Regions from separate parts of the Homo sapiens genome. Here all the other regions are linked to region 1. A link is a contact called in ENCODE Hi-C or POLR2A ChIA-PET data. All regions are on one chromosome and are shown on one strand. Each heading gives the region's core, a stretch centred on a gene start or an enhancer-like site at or near the end of the contact. The rest is flanking DNA. Distances are from core to core; before and after follow the strand shown. Region 1 overlaps PTCSC2 (papillary thyroid carcinoma susceptibility candidate 2). Region 2 has its middle 24 kb from the start of FOXE1. Region 3 overlaps TDRD7 (tudor domain containing 7).

Region 1 (3,390 bases), core at 146-2,645:
AGCAGACTTTTGATTAAAGTAGAACATAAAAGCAGAAACATGCAAAAAATCATAGGGGTAAATCTCACAGAAACATGCAAACAATCATAGGTATAAATCTTCGCATATTGACTCTGCTTTTATATTCACCACCAAGATAAAATACGAGACCATTACCTGCATCCCCCAAAATCTTTTGGACCCTCTCCAAGTTACTGTCACCTCTTACCCCAAAAGCAACATAATTCTGACTTCTGATTTCTAAAAATGGTCTTGTCTGGCTTTTGAACTATATGGTAGATTATACAGTATTTATTTTTGTCTATATTTTTTCACTCAACAGTATATGAATGAGATTCATGTTGTTGCATATAGCTATAGTTCATTCACTCATTGACATATATAGTATTCTTTTGTATAAATATATCACAATTTACTTATCCATTCTACTGTTGATGGACATGGGGGTTGTTTCCAGGTTTCAGCTATTTCAGCTGCTATGAACATTCTTTAGATGTCTTTTGGTGAACATAGGTATACACTTTTGTTACCTACCTGCTCAGGAGTGCAATTTCTAGACCATAATGTTCAGCTTTAGTGGAAAATGCTGATAGTCTCCAAAGTGGTTGCAGCAGTGTATGAAAGTTCCAGTTGCTCTACATCTTTACCTAAAACATCAATTTTAATATCAACACAGCATTTCATTATATGGATACACCATACTTCATTTTATCAGATTCCTATAGATCAGGGATTCTTTGCCATAGACCTCTGGCACTCTGATAAAGCCTGAGGACTCTGTCTCAGAATGCGACATAGTAAAACGTGGGCATTATCATTAACACACTAAATCACACCATCCAGTAGCAGGTCTAATAACCAAGCAATTTCAAAATTTCAAAATGAGCATCAACATAAAAATATGTTTATTGGCCTTTGTGCTGCTTCTCCCACACAAAATCATTTTCTTTGTTTCTACATTTATTGGCAAAAGTCAATGCATATTCTTGACTTTTGCCAACTTTTAATGGCCCATATATATTTAAATTTGTATGTAAGCACTCTTCCTGTGTTATGGATATGAACCATCTCTGTGAAATGTTACAATTGTTTTCATTTGTCATTAGCTTTGCCATTTTGTGGTCTTTAGAAAGAATTGATGCCCTGTGTTCAGTGCGATGACAAAGATTGGCTAAATAAGTGATAAAGGGAATAGTGAAGGTTGTTTTATCCTTACAGCAGTCCTGGAGGTTAGACAGGTCCTAGGGCTCATTATCCCCATTTTACAGAGGAAAAGCAGAGCCCCAAGAGGGTAAATGCTGAAATCATAAGGCTAGGACGTGTTAGAGTTGCATCTCAACAGTCCTTAACTCCTGACTCAAAGCCTTGAAAAACCCCTGCTCACCAGGGAAAGGAAGTCAAAGGTCCAGGGTGTGTACACAGACAGCCCTTGAAAGGAATGTGGGGTTTTGTGGTTTGGGTTTTTCCTCCCCTTTCTAAGCACGCTTCGCATGCCAGCAAAGGGTGTGCATTTGTGTATTGGGGGGCAGGAGGGAGGTGCAGGGTTGCATGTCATTCCTCAGCCTTTTCATAAAGGAGGTCAAAGCATGGAGCTTGTGATGAAGCTCAAAAGTCCCTTCAGGCTTCTGGTGGTGTGCACCTGTAGAACTCCTGCCAGGAATGACTTGAATGAGACTCACCCCAACAATGAGAACTAGGCTTTGGGTCCATGTAATATGACTCATTAAATGGTTTATTGTGACCCATACATGAGCTTCAAATTTATAAAATACCCCCTTTGTTATTTATTTATTTATTTTGAGATGGAGTTCCACTCTTTTTGCCCAGGCTGGAGTGCAATGGCACGATCTCAGCTCACTGCAACCTCTGTCTCCAGGGTTCAGATGATTCTCCTGCCTCAGCTTCCCAAGTAGCTGGGATTATAGGTGCCTGGCTAATTTTTTTGTATTTTTAGTAGAGACAGGGTTTTACCATGTTGGCCAGGCTGGTCTTGAACTCCTCACCTCAGGTGATCCTCCCGCCTCGGCCTCCCAAAGAGCTGGGATTACAGGCATGAGCCACTGCACTCAGCAAAATACCCCCTTTGTGACAACAGAGATAGACAAACTCTGCTTCATGGCCTCAAAACTAAAATTGAAAAGATTTTTTAAAGGCTTTACATGCCTATGACACTGCATATCCCAATGAGAAGTCTTCTTTGTGGAAGATCTCTATTTCATTTTATTTTATTTCATTTCATTTTTGAGGCAAGGTCTTGGTCTGTCACCCAGGCTGGAGTCCAGTGGGGGTGATCTTAGCTCACTGCATCCTCAGACTCCTAGGCTCAAGTGATCCTCCCACCTCGGCCTCCCAAGTAGCTGGGACTACAGGCCTGCATGAGCCACCACATCCAGCTAATTTTCTTGATATTTTGTAGAGATAGGGTCTCTCTATGTTTCCCAGGTGGGTCTCGAACTCCTGGGCTCAAGCAATCCTCCCACTTTGGCCTCCCAAATTGCTTGGAGTGTGAGCCACCATGCCCAGCCTAAGATTTTTTAAAATGACTTTCTGGGCAAATGTTATGGGCACATGCTATATATTGTGCACTCCTTTTGGAGATTCACAGTGAAAATTAATATATTTGAGGCTCCAAAAGCCATGCAAAGATAAGCCTGTTGAATATCTGGATGTAGGGTTTACCTGACATCTCTGACCACTGAACCTCTTCTCAGGTAACATCTAAGACCTCTTACCAAATGATGGTCCCATGGAATTTAATTTTGGTTACCACTGCTCTAGAACATACTTTCTATTAAATATGTTTGCTAGTAACAATTGCAATATTTTAAAACATTAACACATCCCTCCATTAATTCCAATATATGACTTTGAGAAATGTTGACAATGGTTTTGAGCCTAAACAGATACAGGTTAAATCCTGAGGCTGAACATGGTGGCTCATGCCTGTAATCCCAGCACTTTGGGAGGCCAAGAGGGGAGGATTACTTGAGCCCAGGAGTTTGAGACGAGCTGGACAACATAGCAAGACCCCATCTCCACACACAAAAAATCAGCCTATGGTTCCAGCTACTTAGGAGGCTGAAGCAGGAGGATCATTTGAGCCCATGAGGTGGAGGCTGCAGTGAGTCAGGCTAGTGACACTGCACTCCAGCCTGGGCAACAGGAAGAGATCCTTCTCAAAAAAAAAAAAAAAAACGAAAAACAAAAAGAAACATTCTAGTACAACAAACCCCAAGAGGTTGCCCACATTCTTTTAAACATGTGCTGTGCTTTTAAATGTATCAAATATTCCTTACTATAAGTGCCCTATTGGCTGGGCGTGGTGGCTCACGCCTGTAATCCCAGCACTTTAGGAGGCCGAGGCAGGTGGATCACGAGGTCAGGAGTTCA
Region 2 (3,458 bases), core at 314-2,813, 160 kb after region 1:
TTTTCATGGCATGCTGCCTTCAGTCAAGGGAACACATGCAAGCAGAAAGAGCTCAGAGCTGTGTGAGAAAGAAAAGCAGCATGTGTGGTCTCAGAAATCAGAAGAGGCCTCACGGAGGAGGTGGCATCTTCAGACAGAGCCAGGTGGACAGAGGGATTCAGGCTGAAGGAGTAGCACAGAGATCAGCAAGGAGAATGGTCTAGTGCGTGGCACACATAGTACTGATGGGAAGGGTGTGGCCTGGCAGGCAGGGTCACATCATGGAGATCTATGAGTGTTCTGTTAGGGTCTGGAAGTTTCTCCTCAGGGCATGAGGAACCATGGAAGAGATTTTGTTTTTTCAGTGTGTATGCATAGGTGGATGTGTTTTAGTAAACTTTTTATTGAAATGTAACATATGTATAGAAAAGTACAAAATTTTTCACAAACTGACCGCATCTACGTAATAGCACTCAGATTAAAACAATAACAAATTATTACTAAAACTCCAGAGATCCACTCTGGCCTCTTTCAGGAACTACTTACATACAAGAAAAATAACCATCCTAACATCATAAACTAGTTTTCACTATTTTCTTGTGTGTGGCTTTTTTCACTCCACATATGTTTGCAAGACTCCCCCATGTTGTTAGACATAAATGCACTTTGTTCTTGCTCATTGCTGGTTGATATCCCATTGTATGGATGCACTGCAATTGTTGATGAGCTTTGTGCAGTTTCCAGTTTGGGGCTGTAAACCTTCCTGCACATGCCTTTACGTGCTCCTCTGGGGGTAAATCTGTTGCATGCATATCTAGGAGTGGAATTGCTGGGTTGTGGGCTATGCATATATCTACTTGAGTAGATACTTCTAGTTTCCCAAAGTTGTTCTACCCATGTACACGCCCACCAGGGATGCACAGGAGTTCTCATTGCTCTATATTCTTGTCAACACTTGGTATTGTCAGTCTTTTTGTGTTTTATGCTTGTTTTTTTTTTTTTAGGGGAATGACCACCTGGTGGAGGTGGAGTCCCACTTGGGTTGAAGTATACTCACTCTGGCAGGAATGAAATCAGTGGTAATAGAGCTAGAATGAAAAAGGCCAATAAGAAGAGACGCCATAGAAGTGGAATACACAGGACTTGCACACAAGGTAGAAATGAACTTAAGAGGGAGATGGAGGAAGGTTTCTGTATGGGGTGGCTGGCTGGATGAGGGACTTCAGATTTGAAGCCAGGAGAAAACATCCCAATTTTATAACATCATGTTTGAAATGTAGGACAATGAGATGAAGATGTCCAATAAACTGTTAGCTATATGAGTCTGTTGCTTAGGGATGAGGTCAAGGCTGTAGACAGAGTTAGGAGTTATCACAGAGATGGGGGTTGAGGCTGGGGGGTGGCTGAGATTTCTCAGGTGGTTGTGTGCAATGAAAGAGACAAGGGCTGAAGACCAGACGCCTGGCTTAGGGGATGAGCGGAGGAAGAACAAGAGACAACATCGCTTCCCTCTGAAATGCTGGCACGGGCTGCGAAGCATGAGTCAGACCCTTCTAGCCCCAGCAGCAGCCTCAACAGCCTGGGTCTATCTCACCAGCCACACAGTTTTCTCCTGAATGAACTTGCATCACTAACCTCAGAAGCTGTGTTGCGAAATCCGCATCAGATTGCGTACCTCTGGTGGCGTCCTAGGGACAATGGGCACTAAAGACTCATAGCATCCTGGGGTTGGAGTCCTCCTCTCCGCCTCCACAACATCCCTGCCAATCAGTTATCGAGCACCCCAGGCAGGGAACTCATAACTTCCCACGGCATCCCATTTCCTTGTTGAGCAAGTGAAGATCTAAGAAAACCTTTTCTTGCAATCTCACGATACTGAAAAGTCAAAGAAAAAGATAACGCTATAATTTAATGGTAATGATCCAGGACAGAGTGAAATGCAAGGACTCTGCATCCTGGAAAATCCATGTCTATTAATGTACCCATCAGCATCTTCTTGCTGGGGTTAGGGTCATGGTGTTTGACTCCCCACAGGAAGCTGCAGTGATTTCATTACTATTTGCACACTGGTTGGGAATGTGCTCATCCGCTGCAGGCATTCCTCTGGCTTCATCAAGCAGTGAGTACAAGGGCCCTGGAATCTGGCCAGTCTCTCAGGACTGAAGCAGTGCATGCTACAGCACAAATCTACCAGGCTGGACACGTGGGAAGAATGAGCGGCTGTTAGATGAGAGCGAGCCCACTGCAAGCAAAGAGGGCAGAATGCCATTCTGTTCAACATTTTTTTCTGCGTGTTTAGCAGCATGTGGTCCTGTGTGGGTCTCTGGAGAAGAAGAAAGAAGATGGATCTAAGAAATGGTTCTCACCCAGCTGGGCACAGTGGCTCACGCCTGTAATCCCAGCACTTTGGGAGGGAGAGGCAAGTGGCTCACCTGAGGTCAGGAGTTCGAGACTAGCCTGACCAATATGGTAAAACCCTGGCTCGAATAAAAATACAAAAGAATGGCCAGGCTCTGTGGCTCATGCCTGTAATCCCAGCACTTTGGGAGGCCGAGGCAGGCGGATCACAAGGTCAGAAGTTCGAGACCAGCCTGGCTAGCATAGTGAAGCCTCATCTCTACTAAAAAATACAAAAATTAGCCAGGTGTCGGGGCAGGCGCCTATAGTCCCACCTACTCAAGAGGCTGAAGCAGGAGAATCGCTTGAACCAGGAAGGTGGTTGCACTGAGCCGAGATTGCACCACTGCACTCCAGCCTGGGCAACAGAGCGGGACTCCATCTCAAAAAAAAAAAAAAGAAAAGAAAAGAAAAGAAAGAAAGAAAAAGAAAAGAAAAAAAGAAAGGGTTCCCACCCTTGGGGAGATTGGTGGCAGAGGCAGAGACAGGCATGCAAAAGGAAGATGTAGCTGAAACTTTTTTTTTTCTTTTGAGATGGAGTCTTGCCCTGTCACCCAGGCTGGAATGCAATGGCACAATCTCAGCTCACTGCAAACTCTGCCTCCCAGGTTCAAGCGATTCGCCTGCCTCAGCCTCCTGAGTAGCTGAGATTACAGGTGCGTGCCACGATTCCTGGCTAATTTTTGTATTTTTTAGTAGAGATGGGGTTTCACCATGTTGGCCAGGCTGGTCTTGAACTCCCGACCTCAGGTGATCCACCCGCCTCGGCCTCCCAAAGTGCTGGGATTACAGGCATGAGCCACTGCACCTGGCCCTTTTGCTTTATTTTTATAAATTAAGTTGGCAGTGTTTTTTTTTTCACAAGGTAATATTTATAAAGTGTTTTTACAATAAAATAGTATTGGCTGGGCACAGTGGCTCACGCCTGTAATCCCAGCACTTTGGGAGGCCAAGGCAGGTGGATCATATGAGGCCAGGAGTTCGAGACCAGCCTGGCCAACGTGGTGAAACCCTGTCTCTACTAAAAATACAAAAATTAGCCGGGCATGGTGGTGCATGCCCGTAATCCCAGCTACTTGGTA
Region 3 (3,159 bases), core at 639-3,138, 250 kb before region 1:
ATTGATCAAAGCCCATCAAACTGTATTGTAAACAGGTATCTTTTATTCAGTGTAAATTATACTTGGATAAAGTTTGAAACCTGGAAGAAGCTAAGGACCACAATGGTCACTGGACCAAAGGAGAACACAGGGCTTGGGCACTAGTCCTGAGTCTGCCTGTATTTGGGTGTGTGCCTTTGGTCAAGTCCCTCCATTCCTCTGGGTCTCTAGTTGATAGGAGATAACTATCCCTAAACGTTCCTAGATAAACTTCTGTTTCCTGGCCATTTCACTCCCCCGGCCCTTAGGAAGTTCAACAAAAGCTAAGCTATTTTGAGGCACAGAGATTTCTTATGAAGAGAAGAATCATACGTAAATCCTAATGACACATTAACAGTGTAACAATATTTACAATAAATAATGCAGCTATTCCACAAGGATATCTCCCAGTCTGAAGTCTATAGGGCAGTCACTTTCTTTCCTCCCTCCCTCCTTCTACTTTGGGAATTCAGGCTCTCGTGTCAGATAGAACTGAGTCTCAGCTTTGCCATTTCTAGCTGTGTGGCCTTAGGAAAGTTATTTAACTTCCCTGATTGCTTATCTGTAAATTCAAACACTCCCATCGTGTTGTATATACCTGATACACTTTTTCACTTTTTACTGGAGCCAAGAACAAAACATACAAGTCCTTCTTCTCAAGAAGCTTACATTCTAGTGAGAAGAGAGAGATGACAAGCATACAGTAAACACACAAAACAATTTTAGTACAATGAAGGAAATAACCAATAAAGGAAATAACTATGATAGAAAATAACTCTGAAGCAAGAGATAGGCAGAGTGATGTGATCTCATTTAGATGCTTCAGAAATCATTCTGGGACTGTTGTGGGGGAATGGATTGTATTATAGTAGGGCACAGAAGGAAAGTAATACTGGTTAGGTGGCTGTTGTAATAGCCAGCTACCTTGTAACCTGGATTAGTGAAGATGGAGGTAGTGGAAGAGATTCAGGATATATTTGGAGGTAGAACTGACAGGACACTGACCTGTTGGAAGTGGATGGTAAGCAAAAGAGAAGATTCAAGATAAGCTACTGGGTTTGGGGCTTGAGCAATTGACTAGATATTGGTGCCATTTGTTGAAATTGGGAAGTCAGAGAGAAAAACCATTGTGGAGAACAATTGAGAATTTCATAGGACCTGCTAGGTTTGAGAATAGCTATCAGATGTCACATGGATGAATTTGGAGCTCAGGGAGCAGTTAGGACTGGAGATGTGTCAGGTTGGGAGGCATCAGCATATAGGTGCTATGTGAAATCACAGGACAAGATGAGATCCCCTAGAGAGAGAATACACGTAGAGAGGAGGAGGGGCCTGGGCCCAGGTCCTGAAACCCTTCAGTATTTACATGGAGGCATAAGGGGAGCAGAAAAGCCTGTAAAGATGGCCAAAGAAGAAAAACCAAGAGAGTGGTGTCACAGAAGCCAGAAAAAGAAAGCGTCTCATAAAGAAGGGAGTGACCAGCCTCGTCATTGCTGCTGAGAATTATGGGCTGGATGTGAAGAATAAAAAAGGTAGCTCGGTATTTTGTGCAGTAGCAAGCTCTTGGGACAGCGGTGATTGTAGCAATCCGGGCCTGAACTTGTTCCCCACATCCCCTTGAAGCTGACAGAGATGATTTCTCCCTTTATTTGGAGAAACCCCAGCTACTTAGCACCAGTCTTGCTTCGCTTGAATTGAACTTTGTCTGGTGGTAAGTACTGATTCCTTCCTTGCTTTCCCTGTCAGATCCTTGGTGAGTAGGAGAAACAGGAGATGTGGTCACCCGCTGAGGCTGGTGCCAGTTTGGCCTGACCCAGGCCCACATCCCAGGGGAGTCTGCTGGGTGATAGGTAGTGCTGGGAGACCTTTGGCCACTTGATGGTGCCAGAGAACCAGGAATGGACTGGGGCCTTATGCCAGATTATGTGACTACTGGCCCTGATCCCAGGACATTAGAGAGAGAGAGACTACTGAGCCCTCACAGAGCAAAGGACACAGAGCAGAGTGTGGTGAGAGTCACACTGGCCAATGCATGGACAAGTGTTTTATAAACTGCAGTTGCCATACAAACATGTATGATTAAAAACAAGAAAAGAAGCTACAAACAGTTCAGAAACACTTTCTTTTGAGGCTTTGGAGCAGTTATTCTTTAATCTGTTCTTGTGCTAAGAATACATTCTGAATTTCCCAGGAGTCATGATTTCACATGCTATGTCCTATTGTCAGACCACGTTACCTCCATTTTGGGCCTGGGAAGAACAGAATCTAAGTTGTAGGTGGTGATAGCTATTAAAGGAAATGAAAGCTGCCTGACTCCTGAGGCCTATGAGAAGCAAAAGCAGGTGCTAATTTAGGATTGGAGAAATAGACTTGTGCACTTAAATGGCCAGCTGCCTGACATGCAGCCCTACCAGCGATCTAGGCCTAAGTCAGTGTTGAGTCAGATGTGGATTCTAAGAGATGGTCTTTCTGATACAAGGTAGACAGGCCCCACAGGCCCGCTTATCACATGGCCAAGGAAAGGAGTTAGTGGTGTCTTCTGCTTTTTTCCCTTAGATTCTCTGCTGGGAAGGGTTTTTGTTTCGTGTGTTTAGTACCATAATCTAGGTACTAAGAAGCTGGCCTGTGGACTTTATTTTCAGGGAGGCAGTGAAAGGAACCTACCTCATGTTACTTGGTATTAAGGCCAAGACTTTGCCCTGGTGTTTGTTGTTTTGTTTGCTTTGTTTCTTTCAATAACCATCATCTCCTTTAATTAGAGATGCATATTAGGTTTTCAACATTTCCCTTAGATTCTTAGTTATTCTAAACCATAGCTTAATGTTTCTAGATTTTTATTTTTCTCAAAAAAAGGCTTTGTGTTTATATAATCCTTTTAAACTGAAGATTCTATAAATATTCTTAAAAATAATATCCAGGCTCTTAACAGTCTGTGCTAATGGTGAGGAAAAGTTGTTCAGGTTTCTGCAAACACAGACCTCTGTTCAGCAGACTTAGGGCCTTTTGCTGAGCTGAAAGAAGACCTAACCCAGCTTCACACCCTTGAAAAAAATAGGTACGCCTGTTTTTTAGTTTAGAATTCCATGTTGTTCAGCAGTGATACCATTGTTGTCATTGATGAAGCATCTCGGTCCCTGGAAG

The links. Hi-C counts contacts between places; a loop is a spot of excess contacts on that map. ChIA-PET counts read pairs that join two places held with the same protein, here RNA polymerase II (POLR2A). Pooled maps may share reads with other maps.
Region 2: a map of PC-3 shows a loop between it and region 1 (10-fold over the local background). The contact joins two enhancer-like sites. A Hi-C loop is called at or near these places in 6 of 168 maps with a recorded cell type or tissue (PC-3, PC-9, ascending aorta and 3 more) and 6 of 50 pooled maps. POLR2A ChIA-PET finds 5 or more read pairs at or near these places in 5 of 52 experiments (A549, CD8-positive, alpha-beta memory T cell, MCF 10A and 2 more).
Region 3: a loop to region 1 is called in a pooled map, with 2.7 times the contacts of the local background. The contact joins two enhancer-like sites. A Hi-C loop is called at or near these places in 2 of 168 maps with a recorded cell type or tissue (endothelial cell of umbilical vein and heart left ventricle) and 7 of 50 pooled maps.

The regions. Positions count from the first base shown.
Region 1 is chr9:97,713,161-97,716,550 of GRCh38, forward strand. PTCSC2 (papillary thyroid carcinoma susceptibility candidate 2) reads right to left here. Exons shown (of 11, transcript NR_147055.1): 9 at 535-647. Among named protein-coding and RNA genes, the nearest start is that of XPA, 18 kb to the left of the region's middle. Within about 2 kb of position 1,396, at least 3 of the 41 ENCODE cell types and tissues checked have a DNase peak (open chromatin) inside an H3K27ac peak, as active enhancers do; they include PC-3, PC-9 and mammary epithelial cell, where a contact is called at or near this core.
Region 2 is chr9:97,875,353-97,878,810 of GRCh38, forward strand. No RefSeq gene overlaps it. Among named protein-coding and RNA genes, the nearest start is that of FOXE1, 24 kb to the left of the region's middle. RefSeq lists enhancers at 1-2,875, 1-328. Within about 2 kb of position 1,564, at least 8 of the 41 ENCODE cell types and tissues checked have a DNase peak (open chromatin) inside an H3K27ac peak, as active enhancers do; they include PC-3, PC-9 and mammary epithelial cell, where a contact is called at or near this core.
Region 3 is chr9:97,466,888-97,470,046 of GRCh38, forward strand. All of the region lies in intron 8 of TDRD7 (tudor domain containing 7), which reads left to right. Among named protein-coding and RNA genes, the nearest start is that of TMOD1, 33 kb to the right of the region's middle. RefSeq lists an enhancer at 1,738-1,797. Within about 2 kb of position 1,889, at least 9 of the 41 ENCODE cell types and tissues checked have a DNase peak (open chromatin) inside an H3K27ac peak, as active enhancers do.